2 separate regions of the Homo sapiens genome follow, and region 1 is linked to region 2. Evidence: read pairs that join two places in POLR2A ChIA-PET (ENCODE). Cell type or tissue: Panc1. All regions are shown on one strand. Each heading gives the region's core, and the rest is flanking DNA. Links, peaks and the distances in the headings are about the cores only.

The links. ChIA-PET counts read pairs that join two places held together with the same protein. Peaks named below come from ENCODE experiments on the same cell type or tissue, not always from the same donor. Only the 100,000 strongest peaks of a DNase experiment are listed, where the experiment ranks them.
Region 1: POLR2A ChIA-PET joins it to region 2 with 13 read pairs; 1 of 35 experiments calls an interaction of 5 or more read pairs at or near these places.

The regions. Positions count from the first base shown.
Region 1 is chr11:113,300,482-113,310,497 of GRCh38, reverse strand. All of the region lies in intron 1 of TTC12-DT (TTC12 divergent transcript), which reads left to right. Among named protein-coding and RNA genes, the nearest start is that of TTC12-DT, 9.0 kb to the left of the region's middle. In Panc1, for the core only: a CTCF peak has its summit at 4,607 (motif pointing left); a DNase peak (open chromatin) is centred at 4,617; H3K27ac peaks cover 1,960 bases.
Region 2 is chr11:113,678,851-113,688,866 of GRCh38, reverse strand. LOC107984390 (a long non-coding RNA gene) reads left to right here and starts at 2,357. Exons shown (of 3, transcript XR_001748391.2): 1 at 2,357-7,534. TMPRSS5 (transmembrane serine protease 5) reads left to right here. Exons shown (of 13, transcript NM_030770.4): 13 at 593-1,317. The coding sequence ends at 607. In Panc1, for the core only: no CTCF peak of the experiment used is centred there; no DNase peak of the experiment used is centred there; H3K27ac peaks cover 1,153 bases.

The DNA.
Region 1 (10,016 bases), core at 689-8,688, 380 kb after region 2:
ATTCTGGCTGCAATGCAGAGAATGATCTGGAAAGAGGTGAGAGGGACACTGGTTAGGAGTTTGTTGTGGGTACTGGCAGTAGGAATAGAGATGAATTTGAGATGTATTTTCGAGGGAGGATTGACAGCAGGAAAGTATCAATAATGACATTAGGTTTCCAGCTTGACCAGATTAAGGTTCTCCATTGGCTGAGCTAGAGAATATTAGAGAATAATGTTTGGAGAAAAGATGAGGTCAGATTTGTGATATCCAGTCCAAAATGCCCATGAGTTATCCAAGTATAGATGTGGAGTAAATTGATAATTGTCCCTTAATATTTGTTCTCCTCTTCTTCAGATCTACCAATTTTTAGCAAGGCCCAAGACACCTAGAGTAGACTGTGTTTCCCAGCTTTCCTTGTGTAATACACGATCAAGTTCTGACCAATTAGATATAAGCAGAGGTGGTGGTGCTACTTCTGGGAAGTGTCCCCAAAAGGATGCCCTTTTCCTTGCTGATTGGAATGGGGACCCAATGGCTGGAGCTGGGCCAGCCATTTTGGACCATGATATAGAAGCATTGTGTTGAGGATCTAGAAGGAGGTCGGGTCCTGAGATCATGGAGCTGCCTCAAGGGCTTTGGACTGCCCGACTTCATATTTCTATATGAGCAAGATATTGAACGCCAACAGGAGATACTTCAGTTGCTGGAAATATAATGACTTTTATTGAAGATTCTGCTATCTTGGGTTTTCTGTCACTCCCAGTCAAACCTAATGTTAACTGATAAGGAAAGCACTCTTCGTTTATTCATTCATTCAACTAACACTCTCTTAATGTTTATATCTAATTTTTCATCATAAGTCCCTACAGTAATATTATACTAGCACAATAGAAATGTTAATACTTTAAAATGAAGCACAATAATGTTATACTAGCATAATAGAAATGTTGATATTTTAAAATGAAACACATGTTAATTTTTAAATGCATCTCATCCAATAAACTTTACACATTGGAGCAATTTGATACTGAGATCGTGAAATTAAGAAGGTTATGTTATTCTTTTTTCTCCTTGAAGTCATTTTTCCATTTTATATCTCCCCATACACACTTGGAATACTATCCTATTATGGAATTTTTTTTCTGTTTTTTGAGATGGAGTCTTGCTCTGTCACCCAGGCTGAAGTGCAGTGGCATGATCTTGGCTCACTGCAACCTCCACCTCCTGGGTTCAAGCAATTCTCCTGCCTTAGCCTCCTGACTAGCTGGGATTACAGGTGTCTGCCACTGTGCCCAGCTAATTTTTGCATTTTTAGTAGAGACGGGGTTTCACCACATTGGTCATGGTTGGCCAGGCTGGTCTTGGACCTCTGACCTCAGGTGATCCATCTGCCTCAGCCTCCCAGGGTGCTGGGATTACAGACGTGAGCCACTGCACCCAACCTTATGGGATATATTTTCATGCTTGCATCTCTTTTATTGATAATCTCATCATACTTCACTGCCACAGAAATATCAACAAAAGTTGTTGGAGTGTTTGCTGTGACCAATTATCATACTATGAGCCAGGGGCACAGCCTCTGTCCTCAAGGATCCCACAGTCTAATGAGTAAGACAGATGCATAAACAGATTATTACATTAATAGAACAGTATGATAAGGGCAGTGAAGGTCTAGTGCCTAAGGAAGAGGGAGGGAGAAGGAAATGCTGTCAGGCAAGTCCCCACAAGAATAGGGATTTCCCTGGTTAATGTGCAGGCTGGGAGTGTGTAGACGGCTCCAGGCAGAGGGGACAGGACTGGCAAAAGTTTAGAGGCAAGAAACATTGTGAAAGGCAAGAGTGGTGCAAGATGAGCCCAGAGATGTGGGTAGGGGCAGCTATATCCCGGATGGAAGCCATAGGAAGGGTGTGGAACAGGGACACAACAAGGCAAGAGCCCAGGGATGGAATGATAAGAGTTTATTGGGCAGGAGGGATGCAAAAGACGGGGGCAGCATGTTTGCTCCTGGTTGAGCTGGAAGTCACAGACATTCGTGGCTTCTTCAGAAGTCACTTCCATCTTGATGACTCCCACATACATCTCTGCGAACCCAAACTTTACTCCAAGTCCCAACTCTCTAAATCCAACAGGGTAACTAGACAATGCCTTTCCTGGGAGTAGGGATTTTGCTTTATTTTATCTTTGTATCCCCAGCCCCTGGTGCTTAGTTGGAGCTAAATAAAGATTTGTTGAATAAGTGAGTTTTTCTCTTGCTCTGCTTAGAGGAAGGTTCAAATATGTTATTCTAGATGGAAAAGGAATAAGGGTGTTTATAGTTTCTCTGCCTCAACCTTCCCAGAGTGGTCCATCCTGGAGGATAAGCACTGTTACAGTCACAAAATACTTTTCAGGATAAATCTTGCACTTGACAGATTGACCACTTTAACATGTCAAAAGTCCTGGTAAACCCCGGATAGCCACTGGGCTGTCCAGGAAGATTCCAATTTCCCCACTTCCAGGTGCATCGTAGGATCTCACTTCTCTATGGCCTGGTGATTTGCTTTGGCCAATGCAGTGTTGGGAGAAGTGAAATGGGCAGAAGCCTTTAAGCGCCAGTTTGACTCCCCATACATGTCCTTTCCCCCGACCCAGCAACCAGATGGTGTCCCTGAGTGAGTTCATGGAGGACAGGTATCTGTCTACCTTTGATGGATATGTAGAATGAGTGAGCAACAGACCTTTCTTGTTATAATCCATAAAACCTTGGGGCTTGTTTGTTAACGCAGCATAATGTAGCCCATCATGTCTAATACGGCCACTCGGAACACTTCTTCTTCACTTGTTACAATGGCAAAGTCTAGGGACCTCGCATATGAGTATATGTAAATAACAATGGTTATGATTTACATTTTAAGTGTCAATGTCTATGTATTTTCATATATATTCAAATGCACAGAGGGAAACAGACTTTTAAATTGTTGCTGACTTGCGTTTCAAATATATTTCTCCTAGAGAACCTTTATGAATCATATTTTCACAACGACTACTTCCACCTGATCCAAATCCCTTGTGTGATACTTCAGTTTTACTTTTGTTTTATGTTCTCAATAAAAATGGGAGAACATTTGTTCACGGTAAGTCTGAGACTTGGAGATTGTACAGTAAATCTGAGACTTGGAGATTGTATAAGTGGTCTCCCCTCTCTTTTACTCTGCTCTCTCTTTAGTGTAAACAATTGTCTTTGTTGTCTTTGTCTCTCTTTGTCTTTTCTCATCAACCATACTTTAAAAACTTAGGTGCAGCCAGGTGCGGAGGTTCACTCCTGTAATCCCAGCACTTTGGGAGGCTGACACGGATGGATTGCCTGAGCCCAGGAGTTCGAGACCAGCCTGGGCAACATGGTGAAACCCCGTTTCTACTAAAATACAAAACAATTAGCCAGGCACACCTGTAGTCCCAGCTACTTAGGAGGCTGAGCTTGAACCCAAGAGGTGGAGGTTGCAGTGAGCCGAGATTGCGCCACGGCACTCCAGCGTGGGCGACAGAGCAAGACTCCATCACTAAAAAACAAAAATAAATAAAAGTTTAGGAGAGATATTTTTTTTTCTCCTGAGGACATGAGGAATAAAGAGATCTCACCTTTGCCTGCTAAGAGTGATTGGTGTTGACAAAGTCAACCTGAATCCAGGAACCAAACTACAAACATGGCCCATTAGACAAAGACCCCTCACCATGGATGCTGGAGCTGCAATTGATTTGATAACTTTGGCTTCAAAATTTAGAGAAGGAGGAAGCTGAAGGAATGTAACACTGTCTTTTTCCTCCCTAAAGAGAATTCAAAAGTCACATTTGATTTTTTTTCCAAACCTATGTCCTTTTGAAAGAAAAAAACTAAAAACAAACAAACAAAAAACAGCATTCTACCATAGACGTAGAAATAATTTCAGGATCCAGTTAGACTTAGTCTGTGTGACCACAGGGGCCAAGAGTCTTCCTTGAGATTTCTATACTTAATGAAATGACACTACGGTTATTAACAACAACAACAGTAATGATAGTAACTAGCCCTTAATGAGCTGCTATGTTCCAGGCATTGTGCTCAGTCCTTTACATGCATTATTTAATTTAAAGCTCTTGATAGCCTTACAAGGTCTTATTCCTATTTCAAAGACAAGAAAATGCAGTGAGAGAGGTAAAGTGATTTGTCAGAGGCTGAGCCAAGATGTGAGCCCTGGTCTGTGTCCCACCAGAGCTCAGGCTACCCCACCGCACCACACTGCCTCAGATGTACTTTCTTGAGAGAGCCCTGTTTTAAACTCCTGCCATCAGTGACCACTCCAGGAGCCTCTGGGCCTCGCTGGGCCTCGCTGCGCCTCGTGAACGTAGAAGCCTCCTTACAGACTGCTCCCTCCACTTCACAGGCTGGCCCACCCCTGCAAAGGTGAAAGATACATCTTAACTATAGCCAGAGGGGCATGCCCCCCACTCCATTAAGAAAGGCAGCGTGTCTCCATCAATGTCATCTTTGGATCCTTTCTGGGGATCGTAGGACTTCTCTGCCTGAAAAAGAAAAGCACTGGGCATTCAGTGCCAGGTGGAACCGGTGCCACCAAGCCTGCCTAGTGTGGAACAGCACTGCCACCGTGTGGCAGACTGGCTGCACCTGGACAACCACTGTGGCAGAGAAAGGCTGGGACCCACGAGCAGTCAGCCATTCATGCATTTATTTAATGTTTGCTGAGCACCTACTATGTGTCTCGTACCTGGCTAGCTGCCTCTGACTGCTACTGCTGCTGTGATCACTTCTCTGGATAGTGAATTAAATGATGTCAACAATTTAGGCTCCAGAGAATGTTTAACACTTATTCATCATTTATTTAGGGTACTTGGTCATTCATTTAGGGGTGATTCATACCACTCAGAAATTATAAAGACAGAGCCAGGCACAGTGGGTCATGCTTGTAATCCCAGAACTTTGGGAGGCTGAGGCAGGAGGATCACTTGAAGCTAGGAGGTCTAGACCAGCCTGGGCAACAAAGCAAGATTCCATCTCTGAAAAGAGTGAAAAAAAAAAATTAGTCAGGCATGGTGACATGTGCCTGTAGTTTCAGCTAATCAAGAGGATCACTTGTGCCCAGGAGTTTGAGGCTGCAGTGAGCCAAGATCATGCTACTGCACTCCTGCCTGGACGACAGATTGAGACCCCATCTCGGAAGGAAGGAAGGAAGGAAGGGAGGGAGGAAGGAAGGAAGGAAGGGAGGGAGGGAGGGAGGAAGGGAGGGAGGGAGGGAGGGAGGAAAACAGAAGAGAAGAAGAGGGAAAGGAAAGGAAGGGAAGGGAAAGGAAGGGAAGGGGAAGGAAGGGGAAGGAAGGGAAAGGAAAGGATAGGAAAGGAAAGGAAAGGAAAGGAAACAATTGTGTGATGCACAGCTTTGTGCAGTGAGGTTTTTTTTGCCTCCAAGGTTTTGGGGACAAGAAGGCACACAGAGAATTAAAGGAGTCCAGAGTTACTTGCTGTCCTGATATAGATCCCATCTCAATTGCTATAAAAGGTTGAGATATGTATTTCTAGAACACATCTTTGCTTCTTTTATATCAACAGTTTAAGAGCATATTTAAAGTATATAATTAAAACTTAGAATATAGAGAAAGACAGAAAATTTTCATGACCTCTTACCCCAACAGTACTATTAACATTTTGATGTATTTCCTTTCAGTCTTTCTTCTACATATTTTTGCAATGATGTAACCAGGATTACATACGATTTTGTTTTACTTTATTGGCATAGCATAATGTCATCATAATCATAATAGCTGACACATTCTGAGCACCCTTGATGTCTCAGGCTCTTTATAGGAGCTTTAAACATTATCCCATGAAACCAAGTTACAACCTTAGGAGATAGTGTTATTATCTTCCTTTTAGTAGACAAGGCAATCAAGGCTCAGAGAGGATACATATTTGTCTTGTCTCTAGTTAAAGTCTATACCAGGTAATTGCATTGTTTTCATTACTGATATTTAATATTCACATTGCATTCCATTTATTCATTTCTCTACTTCACTTGACTACTTGCTATCATTTTAGAGCTTTAGTTGTTTCTAATATGTTTTGCTCATGTAAATATTGCTGCAACAAACATCTCTAAGTAAAACTTCTTATGTATCTCAGATTATTTTCTCTGGGTAGCTTCTCATAAATGGGTTTCTCAATCAAGATTTCAAACTTTTATGGTTGTTAATATTCCCAAATAGATTCTCAATGGATTTGTACAAATTTGTACCATTTGCCAACTATGACCAGCAATGCTTGAGAGTGCTAGTTTCACAGTATCCTCATCAGCACGCTTAATTTTTTTCTGATCTAAAAGATGAGAAATAATCTGACAAATGAATCAGTGATAAATGGACTGTTTTTGTGTATTTTATTATTGGAGAGCCTGGAACCCCTTTCACTTTTCATCACTTACACTGGTGCTTTCCAGCTTCCAGAACCACAGTGAAGAACAGTCTATGTTATCTCACCTGGCTTTTCCTTCCTCAAATTGCATATCCTTTTGGACAGCCCTAGAATGTCTCTGCCATCTTGTATCCTTTAAACTAAGAGTTCTTAACTTAGGGTCCAGGGACCCCCTCCCAAGGGTCCATGGATAGAATTCAGGGTGTCTCTGAACTTGATTGGGAACAAAATTGTATTTTTATTGTTACCAATCTGTCACTGGAATTTAGCATTGGTTTCATTGTTTTTTTTTTCCAGCTTTTTATTTTATTAAAAAACCTTTTTTAAATTTCAATAATTTTTGGAGAACAGGTAGTGTTTGGTTGCATGGAAAAGTTCTTTAGTGGTGATTTCTGAGATTTTGGTGCATATGTCACCTGAGCAGCATACACTGTACCCAATGTGTAGTTTTTATCCCTCACGCCCCTCCCAACCTTCCCTCACAAGTCACCAAAGCCCATTATATCATTCTCTTTTTTTTTGAGACGGAGTCTCGTTCTGTCACCCAGTCTGGATGCAGTGGCACAATCTTGGCTCACTGCAACCTCTGCATCCCAAGTTCAAGCAATTCTCCTGCCTCAGCCTCCTGAGTAGCTGCAACTTCAGGCACCTGCCACCATGCCTGGCTAATTTTTGTTATTTTTTAGTAGAAACAGGGTTTCACCATATTGGCCAGGGTGGTCTCAAACTCCTGACCTCAAGTGATTCTCCCTCCTCGGCCTTCCAAAGTGCTGGGACTACAGGCGTGAGCCGCCATGTCTGGCCCATTATATCATTCTTATGCCTTTGCGTCCTCATAGCTTAGCTGGCACTTATAAGTGAGAACATACAATATTTGGTTTTCCATTCCTGAGTTACTTCACTTAGAATAATGGTCTCTAACCCCATTCGGGTTGCTGCAAATGCCATTAGTTTATTCCTTTTTTGTGGCTGAATAGTATTCTATGGCATATATATATATATATATATAGCTTTTATTCACTCATTGGTTAATGTGCATTTAGGCTGATTCCATATTTTTGCAATTGCGAATTATGGTGCTGTAAACATGCATCTGCAAGTATCTTTTTCATATAATTACTTCTTTTCCTCTAGGTAGATACCCAGTAGTGGAGTTACTGGATCAAATGTTAGTTATGCTTTTAGTTTTTAAAGGAATCTCCATACTTTTTTCCATAATGGTTGTACTAGTTTAGATTCCCACCAGCAGTGTAAATGTGTTCACTTTTTACCACATCCATGCCAACATCTATTTTTTTTTTTATTGTTTAATTATGGTCATTCTTGCAGGAGTAAGGTGGTATCTCATTGTGGTTTTTTTTTTTTTTTTTTTTGCACTTCCCTGATAAAGGTAGTGATGCTGAGTATATTTTCTTATGTTTGTTGGCCATTTGTATATCTTCTTTTGAGAATTGTGTATTCATGTTCTTTGCCCACTTTTCAATGAGATTATTTGTGTTTTTTTGCTGATTTATTTGAGTTCCTTGTAGGTTCTGGATCTTAGTTCTTTGTCAGATGCATAGTTTGTGAATATTTTTTCCCACTGTGTGGGTTATTTATTTTGCTGTGCAGAAGCTTTTTAGTTTATTAAGTCCCATCTATCTATCTTTGTTTTTGTTGCATTTGCTTTGGGTTCTTGCTCATGAACTCTTTGCCTAAGCCAATGTGTAGAATAGTTTTTTCAGTGATATCTTCTATAATTTTTATGGTTTCAGATCTTAGATTTAAGTCTTTGATCCATCTTGAGTTGATTTTTTTTTTTTTTTTTTTTTTTAGATGGAGTCTTGCTCTGTCACCAGGTTGGAGTGCAGTGGCGCAATCTCGGCTCACTGCAACCTCCGCCTCCTTGGTTCAAGTGAGTCTCCTGCCTCAGCCTCCCAAGTAGCTGGGACTACAGGTGCATGCCACCACACCCAGTTAATTTTTGTATTTTTAGTAGAGACAGGTTTTCACCATGTTGGCCAGGATGGTCTCAATTTCCTGACCTTGTGATCCATTCACCTCGGCCTCCCAAAGTCCTGGGATTACAGGCATGAGCCACCCTGCCCGGCCGAGTTGATTTTTGTATAAGGGGAGAGAGGAGGATCCAGCTTCATTCTTTCACATGTGGCTAGCCAATTATCGAAGCACCATTTCTTGCATAGGGTGTCCTTTTCCCACTTCATGTTTTTGTTTGCTTTGTCAAAGATCGGTTGGCTACAACTATTTGGCTTTATTTCTGAGTTCTATATTCTGTTCCATTGGTCTGCATGCCTATTTTTATACCAGTACCATGCTGTTTTGGTGACTATGACCTTATAGGTTGAAATCGGGTAATACGATGCCTCCAGATTTGTTCTTGTTAATTAGTCTTGCTTTGGGTATGTGTGCTCTTTTTGGATTTCATATGAATTGTAGGATTGTTTTTTCTAGTTATGTGAAGAATGTTGATGGTATTTCGACGGAGATTGCATTGAATCTACAGATTGCTTTTGGCAGTATGGTCATTTTCACAATATGGATTCTATCCACCCACGGGCATAGGATGTGATTCCATTTGTGCCATCTATGACTTCTTTCAGTGTTTTATAGTTTTCTTTGTAGAGATCTTTCACCTCCTTGGTTAAATATATTCCTAATTATTTTAAGTTTTTTGTTGTTGTTGTTTTGCAGCTATTATAAAAGGGGTTGAGTTCTTGATTTGATTATCATCTTGGTCATTGTTGGTGTATAGCAGTGCTACTAATTTGTATACATTCATTTTGTATTCTAAAACTTTACTGAATTCATTGATCAGATCTAGGAGCTTTTGGAATGAGTCTTTAGGGTTTTCTAGGTATATGATCATATAATTGGTGAACAGCAAGTTTGACTTCCTCTTTATCGATTTGGTTGCCCTTTATTTCTTTCTCTTGTCTGACTGCTTCGGCTAGGACTTCCAGTACAATGTTGAATAGAAGTGGTGAAAGTGGGTGTCATTGTTTTGTTCCAGTTCTCAGGCAGAATGTGTTCAACTTTTTCCTGTTTGGTATATAGGCTGTGTGTTTGTCATAGATGGCTTTTATTACCTTGAGGTAAGTCCCTTCTGTGCCAATTTTGCTGAGAGTTTTAATCATAAAGGGATGCTGGATTTTGTCAGTGCTTTTTCTGCATCTATTGACATGATCATATGATTTTTGTTTTTAATTCTATTTCTATGATGCATCACATTTATTGACTTGTATATGTTAAACCATCCCTGCATCCCTGGTATGAAATCCCCCCCACTTGATCATGGTGGATTATCTTTCTGATATGTTGTTTGAGTCAGTTAGCTATTAATAGTATTTTGTTGAGGATTTTTGCATCTACGTTTATCAGGGATACTGATCTGTAGTTTTCTTTTTTTGTTATGTCCTTTCCTGGCTTTGGTATTAGGGTGATGCTGCCTTCCTAGAATGATTTAGGGAGGATTCCCTCTTTATCTTTTGGAATAGTTTCAGTAAGATTTGTATCAATTCTTCTTTGAATGCCTTATAGAATCAGCTGTGAATCCATCTGATCCTGGACTTTTTTTGTTGGCAATCTTTAAGTTACT
Region 2 (10,016 bases), core at 1,392-9,391:
ATTACTGGTCGGGTGGGGTGGCTCACGCCTGTAATCCTAGCACTTTGGGCGGCCGAGGTGGGCGGATCACGAGGTCAGGAGTTCGAGACCAGCCTGACCAACATGGTGAAACCCTGTCTATACTAAAAATACAAAAGTTAGCTGGGCATGGTGGCACGCACCCAGCTACTTGGGAGGTTGAGGCAGGAGAATCGCTTAAACCTGGGAGGCGGAGGTTCCAGTGAGCTGAGATCGTGCCACTGCACTCCAGGCTGGGCGACAGAGCAGGACTCTGTCTCAAAAACAAAACAAAACAAAAACATTATTTACCTAAAGTATTTTACAAATTTAGGGCATGATCATGAAAAGCATCTTCCTCTAAGGTTGGGCAGGGGTGGGGGTTGGTAGATAATACATTCGGAGTTTACAGGGAATGTATGTATTGATCTTCTCAAAGAAATCTTACAAAAAATCTTGAGCAGCAGATATTTTTAGCCTCATTTGATAGAAGTGAAAATCAAGGCCCTGCATGGTTAAGTGATTTACTAAAATAAAAGTCGCTTGGCTAGTGTAGAGCCATGCTGTGAATCAGTTCCTTTCCCTTTTGGTCTAGGACTCCCTCCTCTGAGTCCTGCTGTTTCCTCCAGTCTCACTGCACACCACTGCCTCATGCTTCCTGGGGCCTCCAGCAGCTCCACTAATGGAGGAGAGGCAGTAGCCTCCGACACAGAACGCATGGACCTCCTACTACTGTGTGTGAGGAACAGTCACTACCCACTGGCCAGCCACCCAGCCAACAGGTCTCTCCTCTTGGGCCCTGATTTCAGAGTCCTCTTTCTCACTAGAGACTCAATGACAGAAGAGAGGCTGGGACTTGGTTGGGCATGCTGTGGTTGCTGAGGGATGAGGGGGAGGAGAGAGGTAGGAGCTGGAGATGAAGAGGCTGCTAGAAGCAGCAGGAAGCCTGCCCTTCTGCCCTCTCCCCTCCCTGCCCCTGTGTGAGTCTTTTGGGAGGGTGCTGGGAGGTGCCCCCCGTCCCACCTTTTTCCTGTGCTCTAGGTGGGCTAAGTGCCTCCCTAGAGGACTCCATGGCTGAGAGGCTCCTGGGCAGATGGGGTCAAGGCTGGGCCAGCCCAGATGAAGCCTATGGGAGTCAGGACCCTCTCCACTCTCCCTCTCCACTCCCCTTCCTGTTCTCACCTGGCTGTGGCTGGCCCTGTGTGGGGTGGGTACACTGGAAAACAAGAAGGTTGGAGTTGGTCTAGGACATTGGTTTTAAATGACAGTTCTGTGAACTGGTCCAAGGAGTTCTGTTATTAAAGTGATATATGGTCTTGGTCCAGTTTTCTCTGTCTCCTCTCTCTCACTCGCACAAAGACAGACAGACAGACAGACAGACACAAACACATATTACAGGGTAGAATTACAATTTTCCTTCTATCTTCTATACATATTGAAGCTTTGGTGCTGACTCCTGTTCATCTACTTGAGAATTTTGGTTTGTGCTTATTTGTTTTGCCCAGGCTGGAGTGCAGTGGCACCATCTCTGCTCACTGCAGCCTCGATGTTGTGGGCTCAGTGCCTGCCACCTCAACCTCTCTGGTAGCTGGGACTACAGGTGCATGCCACCACACACGGCTAATTCTTCTTTTGTATCTTTTGTAGAAATGGGGTTTGTTTAATTCTTTAAATTTGTTAAATCTATATGTTGGCTGGGCGCGGTGGCTCACCCCTGTAATCCCAGCACTTTGGGAGGCCGAGGCCGGCAGATCACGAGGTCAGGAGATCGAGACCATCCTGGCTAACACAGTGAAACCCCATCTGTACTAAAAATACAAAAAATTAGCCAGGCATGGTGGCGGGCGCCTTGTAGTCCCAGCTACTCGGGAGGCTGAGGCAGGAGAATGGCGTGAACCTGGGAGGCAGAGATGGCAGTGAGCCGAGCCGCACTCCAGCCTGGGTGACAGAGTGAGACTCTGTCTCAAAAAAAAAAAAAAAAAAATCTACATGTCATGATCTGCAATGAAAAGCCTTAGCCATCCAGGTGCTCTGAGATCTTGAGTCTGAGAAGCACTTAAGTCAATGCTCTCTTGGGAAGGTCTGGTTTCCCTGCAAGGCCCATCTCTCCTTCTCTCTCCCCTTTTTTTTTTTTTTTTTTTTTTTTTGAGACGAAGTCTTGCTCTGTCACTCAGGCCGGAGTGCAGTGGTGCCATCTTGGCTCACTGCAACCTCTGCCTCCCGGGTTCAGGCAATTCTCCTGCCTCAGCCTCCCGAGCAGCGGGGATTACAGGCATACTGCAGCCACCATGCCTGGTTAATTTTTTGTATTTTTAGTACAGACGGGATTTCACCACGTTGGCCAGGCTGGTCTCGAACTCCTGACCTCAGGTGATCCATCTGCCTCGCCCTCCCAAAGTGCTGGTATTACAGGTGTGAGCCACCGCACCTGGACCCATCTCTCCTTCTTAGCTCTTGTTTTGGAACTGGGCCTTTGACTTGGCCTCTCTTTTTGAGTTTTATGCCCAGTTAGCATTTCCTTGGGTAAGCCTCTCCCCAACTCTCTCCTCTCTAGCAGTTAAAATGTGACTGGCATCTTCTTTCTAAAAACTGCAGTGAATTTTTTATGGTGCTTACCCAAGGAAATGCAACTAGTGTTTAGCAATAACAGAACTTTGTGAGTTTATCAGCATATTTTTTGAGGAGTTGTACAAATGATTACTCATTTCTAGAGGGTCTGCTCCCTTTACATGAAGTGCACTAGAAAATGAAGGTTTCAATTTACTGCCAGTTTATTAACCAGGGAAGTAGTTGCTGGGAGTCTGCTGTCAAACTGTAGAAGCAACGTGGGAGAAGTTCTGCTGAATGGCAAAATAGCCTCGCCCTGTGTCCCTGGAGGTCAGACCTTCAGCCTCTACCCTGGGATCAACATTTACTGCCCAGCTCCCTTAAGTCCCTGCCTCAGGAGGCACTGATGGGGTAGTAGATCCCCCTGGGCAGGGATAAGTTAACAGCAAATCCAGCAGCTGTGATCTTTTTTGTGTTTCTGATGTCAATCATAATCATTTGCATATTTAAAGGGAAGTTTAAAAAAATTACAGCCATCAAGGTCTTTCAATACTCAGTAACATTTGAATAGTGTTTTACAGTTTAGAAAACATGCCCATATGTGGGAGCTCACAAATCTATGTGGTGCAGATGTTATTATTATTGTCCTCATTTTCCAGATAAGAAAATTAATTCAGAGAGATTAAGTGACTCCCCCAAGACCACCCAGCTGGTAAGCACTAGAGCCAGGATGTCAACCGTGGGTCTTTTTACTCTAAATCCACATTACTGTCATGCACATGAATGAATGAGATGGTCCAGTATTGCACAGAAGAATAGAATTGGAAGGTACTTGCTCAGGTCACCTGGTGTAAGTCACCTGCTTATAGTAATGCCTTGGCACACCTACCTTTTTTTTTTTTTTTTTGAGACAATCTTACTCTGTCACCCAGGCTAGAGTGCAGTGGCATGATCTTGGTTCACTGCAATTTCTGCCTCCCAGGTTCAAGCGATTCTCATGCCTCAGCCTCCTGAGTGGCTGGGACTACAGGTGTGCACCACCAAGCCTGGCTAATTTTTTTTGTACTTTTTTTTTTAGTAGAGATGGGGTTTCGCCATGTTGGCCAGGCTGGTCTTGAATTCCTGGCCTCAAGCGATCCACCTGCCTTGGTCTCCCAAAGTGCTGGGATTACAGCCGTGAGCCACCACACCCGGCCTCCCACACCTACTTTTTTATAGATGAAGGAACCAAAACCCAGGAATTTAAGAGGCTCCTGCCAAAGACCCTTCTCAACAATATTCTTAGAAATTTTCAGTTCTCCCTGAGATTCACGGTCTTGACTAAAACTTACAAATGAATATCTCCTATAGGAGAGCTATAAAGGGTACCCTAATTAGAGAATTTGCTAATAAAGATTCCTTGCTTACCTATACAGAAGTTCTTGTTCTCTTTGGCCAGGCTACCAGTCAGATCTGCAGATGCAGAATCTCTCACTTTCCTTATTAGCATCTGCCAGTCCAGCTCTTTGGAAAGGGAAGGGAAGCGAGTGGCCTGGCCAGCTCCGTTCCCCTGAGCCTGCTCCTGGAATGAAGGGGTGGAGGTGGGGCCAGGAAGGTTGGGAAGATTCGGGTTCAGAAGGGCCTTAATGAGGACCAGCTGGGTTCCCAGCTATCTTAAGCTCTGTAGGGAATTCGGAGGTAGAAAAGCCGACTGTCTTATTGGAGAAATGAGACTTATTTGCAATAAATTACTAGTAGCCAGCCAGGCAGAGAGCTGAGTGGGGAGGTAGTAATTGCTCAGGGAGTTCCAAGAGCCTGTTGTTACAGAAGTCAGAGTAATTCTGTATGTGGGAAACCTCTGCCTTCCTCCGGTAGGATTCAGCATCCCACCTGCTTGGGCAGAGCTTTCGAGCCTCCTGAGATGTTCCAAGAGGGTCATTCCTGGCTGCCATGATGGGTGCAGATCCCTTCCCTCTTCTTCTGTGTGCTTGTGGGGTCTCAAGGATGCTAGAGGGTTCAGCATCCCTCTAGCATCAGATTCAGGTTCTCCCCTCCTGACACCTTCTGTGGAGTCGTGCTTTTCCTAAAAGGGTTTCTGGGAACAAGGGGCGGCCCTGCCATTCCTCAGGAACATTTCTCAGGCTCTTTCTTATATTTTCTTTTTGGAGGTGCTTGGCTCACCCACAATAGGACAAAACTGGAAATGCTATAAATGCTTAGAACTGGTTTGGTAGCTGTCAGATGTTTTCCCAAGTCCCTCTGATGCTTCTTCTCTCCTCTCTACTCTGCCGTCTCCTGGCCATGCTCTCAGGACCCTCTTGCTGCTCCACAGCTACTCAAAGGAAAACCTACCTTCACCTGCCCCCACTTTCCAGTCCAGCATCCTGGGCCTGAGCCCCATCTATACCTCCCTAGCAGACATGCTGCAGTGAACACTCAGGGTGTGCCGCACCCTCAGGACTCTGTTTCCTACTAAACTAATCAGAGCCAGGTGTTGTTAATGACTTTTTCAACTGTGTGTTAAATCCCTCCACCTCTAGGCAGGTTCGTAAGGAAGTAGGTAGGCAGCAGCTTCCTACTCCTGAGGGCTGAGGCTGGTCTCTCTCATACATTCAAGGCTGGGAAAGAGAGAGGCCAAGCAGGCCTGCCTGCTCGGAGTCTCCCCAGGGTGGAGCACTCCAGGGGGATCTGTGGAGGCTTTCACCTGGAGGTGGTGCTGGAGGGAACCAAGCTGGGGAATCAAACAGAATGGAGAGAGAAATCGTGGCTGCAGAGGCACAGAGTCCTTGCTACTTAGCCTCTCCCAGAACAGCACGTGGGCTCCAGGAAGGCAGAGACTTGCAAAAGGCTGGCATCATCTCGGAGCTTTCTCCCTTCCAAGGAACCTCTGGCTGTGACATCTGATAGTAGGAAACAATGGTTCTAGATGCAGAGTCCCATCACATCCCACGTGGGAATGTGCTGCTCGAGCAGGTGACTCAGTCTCCCTGGATTTTGGTCTCTCATCTGTCAACTTAGAAGTCTGGGCAAGATGGTCTCCACGGGATCTGCCTTGTTAGACCAGCTTTAACTCAAACTTCTTTTGCCTCTTGAGATGTCTGCCCACCACTTCCAGTTTGGATAACCTTTAGGAGCAGCCTGTTCCCTGGGACAGATCTACAGAAGTCAGCTTGCTATAGCTTCACAGCACTGCAAGGCTGCCGTCCCTGGGAGCCCTCTGGGTCCATGGGAGCAATAGAAACTGGGCAAAAGACTTGGAAGGCAGCTTTCGCCATGTTGCTGTACCTAGCATTTGTACCCTGGGCAAGGATTCAAGGAAAGGTTGAGCCCCTCAATCTGGCAGTTTTTTAGGTGCTCTCCAGCTCACTTTCTGATACCCCAGGCTCTGTCTGAAGCCTCATGGGCCCCAGCTCCGCAAAGGCAGCCAAAGGAATTTCCTCTCTACCACGAAGACCGTGAACGCTTTCCTTCTTTCTGTTTTCCTTGACAGCTCCTAAGCTGGCCATGAGGACCCACTCCTTCCTCCAGCCTTTCTTCATGCCTAGAATAGTGAGGAAAGTTGTGGGTTAGCAGAACCGCTAGAAAACATCTGGGATCCAAACCCTGCTCTGGACCCAGCCACATGCCAGGCTCAGGGAGGGAGGATCGGTTTTCCCACAGCCCCTCTGTTAGGGTGACCCATCTTCCAAGTTGGCCCAGGACTGTCCTGGTTTTAGCACTGAAAAGCTTATGTCCTGGGAAACTTTTCAGTCCTGGACAAACTAGGACAGTGGCTCACCCTAAGTCTAATGCATCTCTTCTGTATAAATGGAGTTCTGCAAAATTCAGTGCATCCCCGAATCCTACTATCCTTCCTCAGTTTGAGGAAGCACTCCCTGGTGCACAGAGTTGGAGGAGGAAGGTCCTGGGAATTCTCAAGGTCTGAACTGTTTTGCAAAGGCTGTGACACCAGCAGATGCTGCCTTGCCCTGGAGGCCCTTAAGGAGAGAGCCCCTCCTTCCTCAGGGCCTGCAGCTTCCCTGGTTGCCACTTCCCTGTGGTAGCTTCTGAGCCTGCAGCCAGGGCAGCCCTCCCTCACCTTACCTAATGTTTTGCGCAAACAGCCTGGCCCTCCTAGGCCCAGAACTTCTCTGGCAATTTGCGGGAGGCTAGGAAGGTGAGTCAGGTGTAGTGTTACTCCGGCAAGCCATGCATATCGATGTCCCAGTTTCCCCTGGTCACTCTGATTTCTGGTTCCTAGAGCCCGGTGCGGGCTCAGCATGTTATAGGTGCTGGCTTCGAGTGGTTGAGCCCACTCAGGAGGAGGAAGAGAAGGGCCTGCCGCCCGTACGGGAGCTGGATGGGCTTCTTCTCCTGGCCTCTGCCTTCCAAAGATCATCAGAGAGGAGCAAAGAAGAGACTGCCAGACTGCCAGAGCCCACAGGGATTTTGTGGGGTTTGTTTTTCCTCAGCAGTCCCTGCAGAGGTGAGGACATGAATAAAAGAATGAGGGAAGATTTATTGTTCTCACTTCTTGGCAGTGAGCCTGTATTTGTATAGTGGATCCAGGAGGGGGCTGGAACAGTTGAGAGGACTGCTGAGGCCCAGGCAGAAAGTCAGACCTTGCAAAGTTTTCTGGAGGGACCCAGGTGGGTGGTGGAGGGCGAAGGTGAGGCTGGGAGGAGTGGATTTAGACCAACTCCTCCCCAACCATCAGGGGCCAGAGTGTCCCCACCAGCCACCAGCCTTTTCCCACATGAGGTGGGACAGTGAACAAAGTTTTGGGCTAGCAGAACCATCGGCAGGCAGCTGGGGTCCAAGTATCTCCAAACCCAGCGGCACATGGTGGGCCCGACAGGGTGTGTTACCAGTGAGGATCCCAGAAGAAAGGGCTCCAGCTGAGCTCGTCTGTCACTCCTGCTCCTGATAATGGACGCAATCCAGAAATAACTTTTATCACGGCCTAGCCTGCCTGGGTGGGCCTGGGTGGTGGCTGAGACTTGGAACCTTGCAGCTGAAGATGACATTGCAGGTATGTTACCCCTGCATGTGTGTCTAAGGCTGTACAGCCCATGTTTTGGTGACATTGTACTGTCCCTGGGGCCACCAAAAGATGGGCCTCAATTTGCATGATGTCAATCCTAATGGGTCAAAACTGGTGGCGGAAGGTAGCAGGAGAGTGGAAAGCCTGGGGGCTTGGGAGGCTCTGAGAGATCACAGGATCCATGTGCATGCGTGTATGTTGATTTTGTGGGAAGCTTGAAGGGCCTGAAGGAAGTGGAGAAAGGGAGGGACTCGAACTTCTGACCTAAAATGATCCGCTTGCCTCGGCCTCCCAATGTGCTGGGATTATAGATGTGTCACTGTGCTCGACTGAAGGGAGGAAGTGTAAGGACGCCGAGGTAAGACTCTGCAGAGCTGCTCCCCTAATTGTGAGAGGGACAGATCTGATTCTAGCCACTTTCCATGTGCAGGGCCCCACCATGTTTAGCTGCCTCCTTCAATGGACAATGTCAGGGAAATTCTCTTGCAAATGACCATGCTTCATCCTCAGCAAAAATGGCTCATCCTTCGTGAGTGACCATGTTAAGCCTATCCCCTCATACACATGCTTACATACCACCTGGACACTTTACCTGGCAGGCAGGATCATAAATCCGACAAAGAATTCATTGCAATGGTCCTATACAAGCAATAGAGACCTATAGTAGTAGGTGTGTGTGTAGGGGTCATTTCTCCACAGAGTCTTCTGACGTTTGGGTCATCCTCTCTCAAGACTCCTCCAGGCTCACATTTATGGGGTCCAGACAAGAGTGTGGATAGAGGCCCGTATACCACATGTCTAAATAGTTCAGAGTAATACATCACCCTAACACACTGTTAAACTAAAAACGTTCTATCTTCCTACCATAAAAAATAGACCATATAAAAATATGGAAGGTCAGATCCAAATTTTGAATCCTTGAATTTTTGGATTCTGTCCTGGAGCTTGGTTGATGAAGAGAGTAGGCTTCTGGCCACCTTTTCTCCCCACGCCCTCAGCTAAGGGCTGTCTGCACAGCCGTGCAGACACTCCATCCTGCTTAGGGGTATGCCCAGCAGGGGTACCTGTGCAGCCTCTGGAAGCGGGCTCAGGGACCTTGGGAATTTCAGGATCTAGAGAGAGAGAGACGCAGGTCTGGGTAGGCACAGGACGTCAACATTGCAAATTCTCCCCTTACGGTGGGTCTGGTCAAAGAAGGGCCAGGACAGCAGGGCTGGGACTAGGGTGAGGCAGGTGACGTGCCTCAGTGCAAAATTGAAGGAGGCATCACTCTCAGGGTCATACAAAGGCAGGCTGGCTCCTGCCTCACTCTGGTCTTGGCCCTGCGGGGGGCGGGCCCTCTAAAGTGAGCAGCCCGGAGCAGGAAGGGCTTCTCCCATCTGGTCTCCATGGGTATTGATGGTTACTCCTAACCGTTGGAGTGAGACAAAAAGGCAAGATGACAGAAACAGACCTCTCTCCTGTGAGTCCCTACTTCCCTAAAGCACTGTAAAGCATCCCCTGATTACATTTCAGGGAGCTCCACGTCCGCATCAGCCCAGCCACCATGGTGGTCCCTGGGCTCATTCTCTGCGGAAAAGTACCCAGAGTGATTCATTATCATCCCCACTCACATAGCCTCCTAGAAATTAATGTCGATAAACACCAAAAAAAACTCTAGTGTACAAATACACCGTACTCCAGAACTCTCGCAGGGCAGACTTCAGTGAAAACTAAGGTAAGCCAAAGCTAATTAGGAAAAAAGGGATGTGCAGGGTCAAGGAAAAGCTGTGGAAGAGGAGCTGGGCTGTGAGTCCAGATGCATTTTGGAGAGGTCTGCATTAAACTAAATCACATAGAGGTGCTCATGAAACAGCGGAGAAGGTATGGGAGTCAGTTGTGGGTGTTCTGGAGCCTGTTGAGCAGGTACTGGCTGTTCAGTGTGTGGAGGCATTCGGTGGAGTGGGGCAGGGCGGGGGGGCTGCGTGAGGAGGAGGGGAGGGTGTTTCCCCAGGAGCTGGCAAGTCTGGGTTCTAACCTGGATTCCGGTGCTTGTTGACCAGCCCAGCTAAGTCACTGGACTTTGCTGAGTTTCTATTTTCTCCTTTGCATAATGGAACTAATAATATGTCGCCTGTTTAACTTGCGGAAAAGGTGGGAAGACCAAGTAAAGTAGCAAGAAGGCTTTGAAGGTTGTGTAGGGCTAGGACAGTGTAAAAGGTTGTGGTTAACCTGTGTTGGCAAATCTGCCAGTTGTCTTGTTTATCCAATCAAACCCCATTTACTGAATGTCTCCTTGGTGCCATTCCCTATCTAATCCTTGAGCACCCAGAGATGAATGAAATATCACTACCTTCACGGAGCTTACCATCTAGTCAAAGTAGCTATATTTATTGTTTGCTGTTAGAGCACAAATATGGAATATTTTGAAAGAGTTTGCTACAATTACTTTACAACCATTTATAGATAGATGCTTGTTGACAAGAAAGAA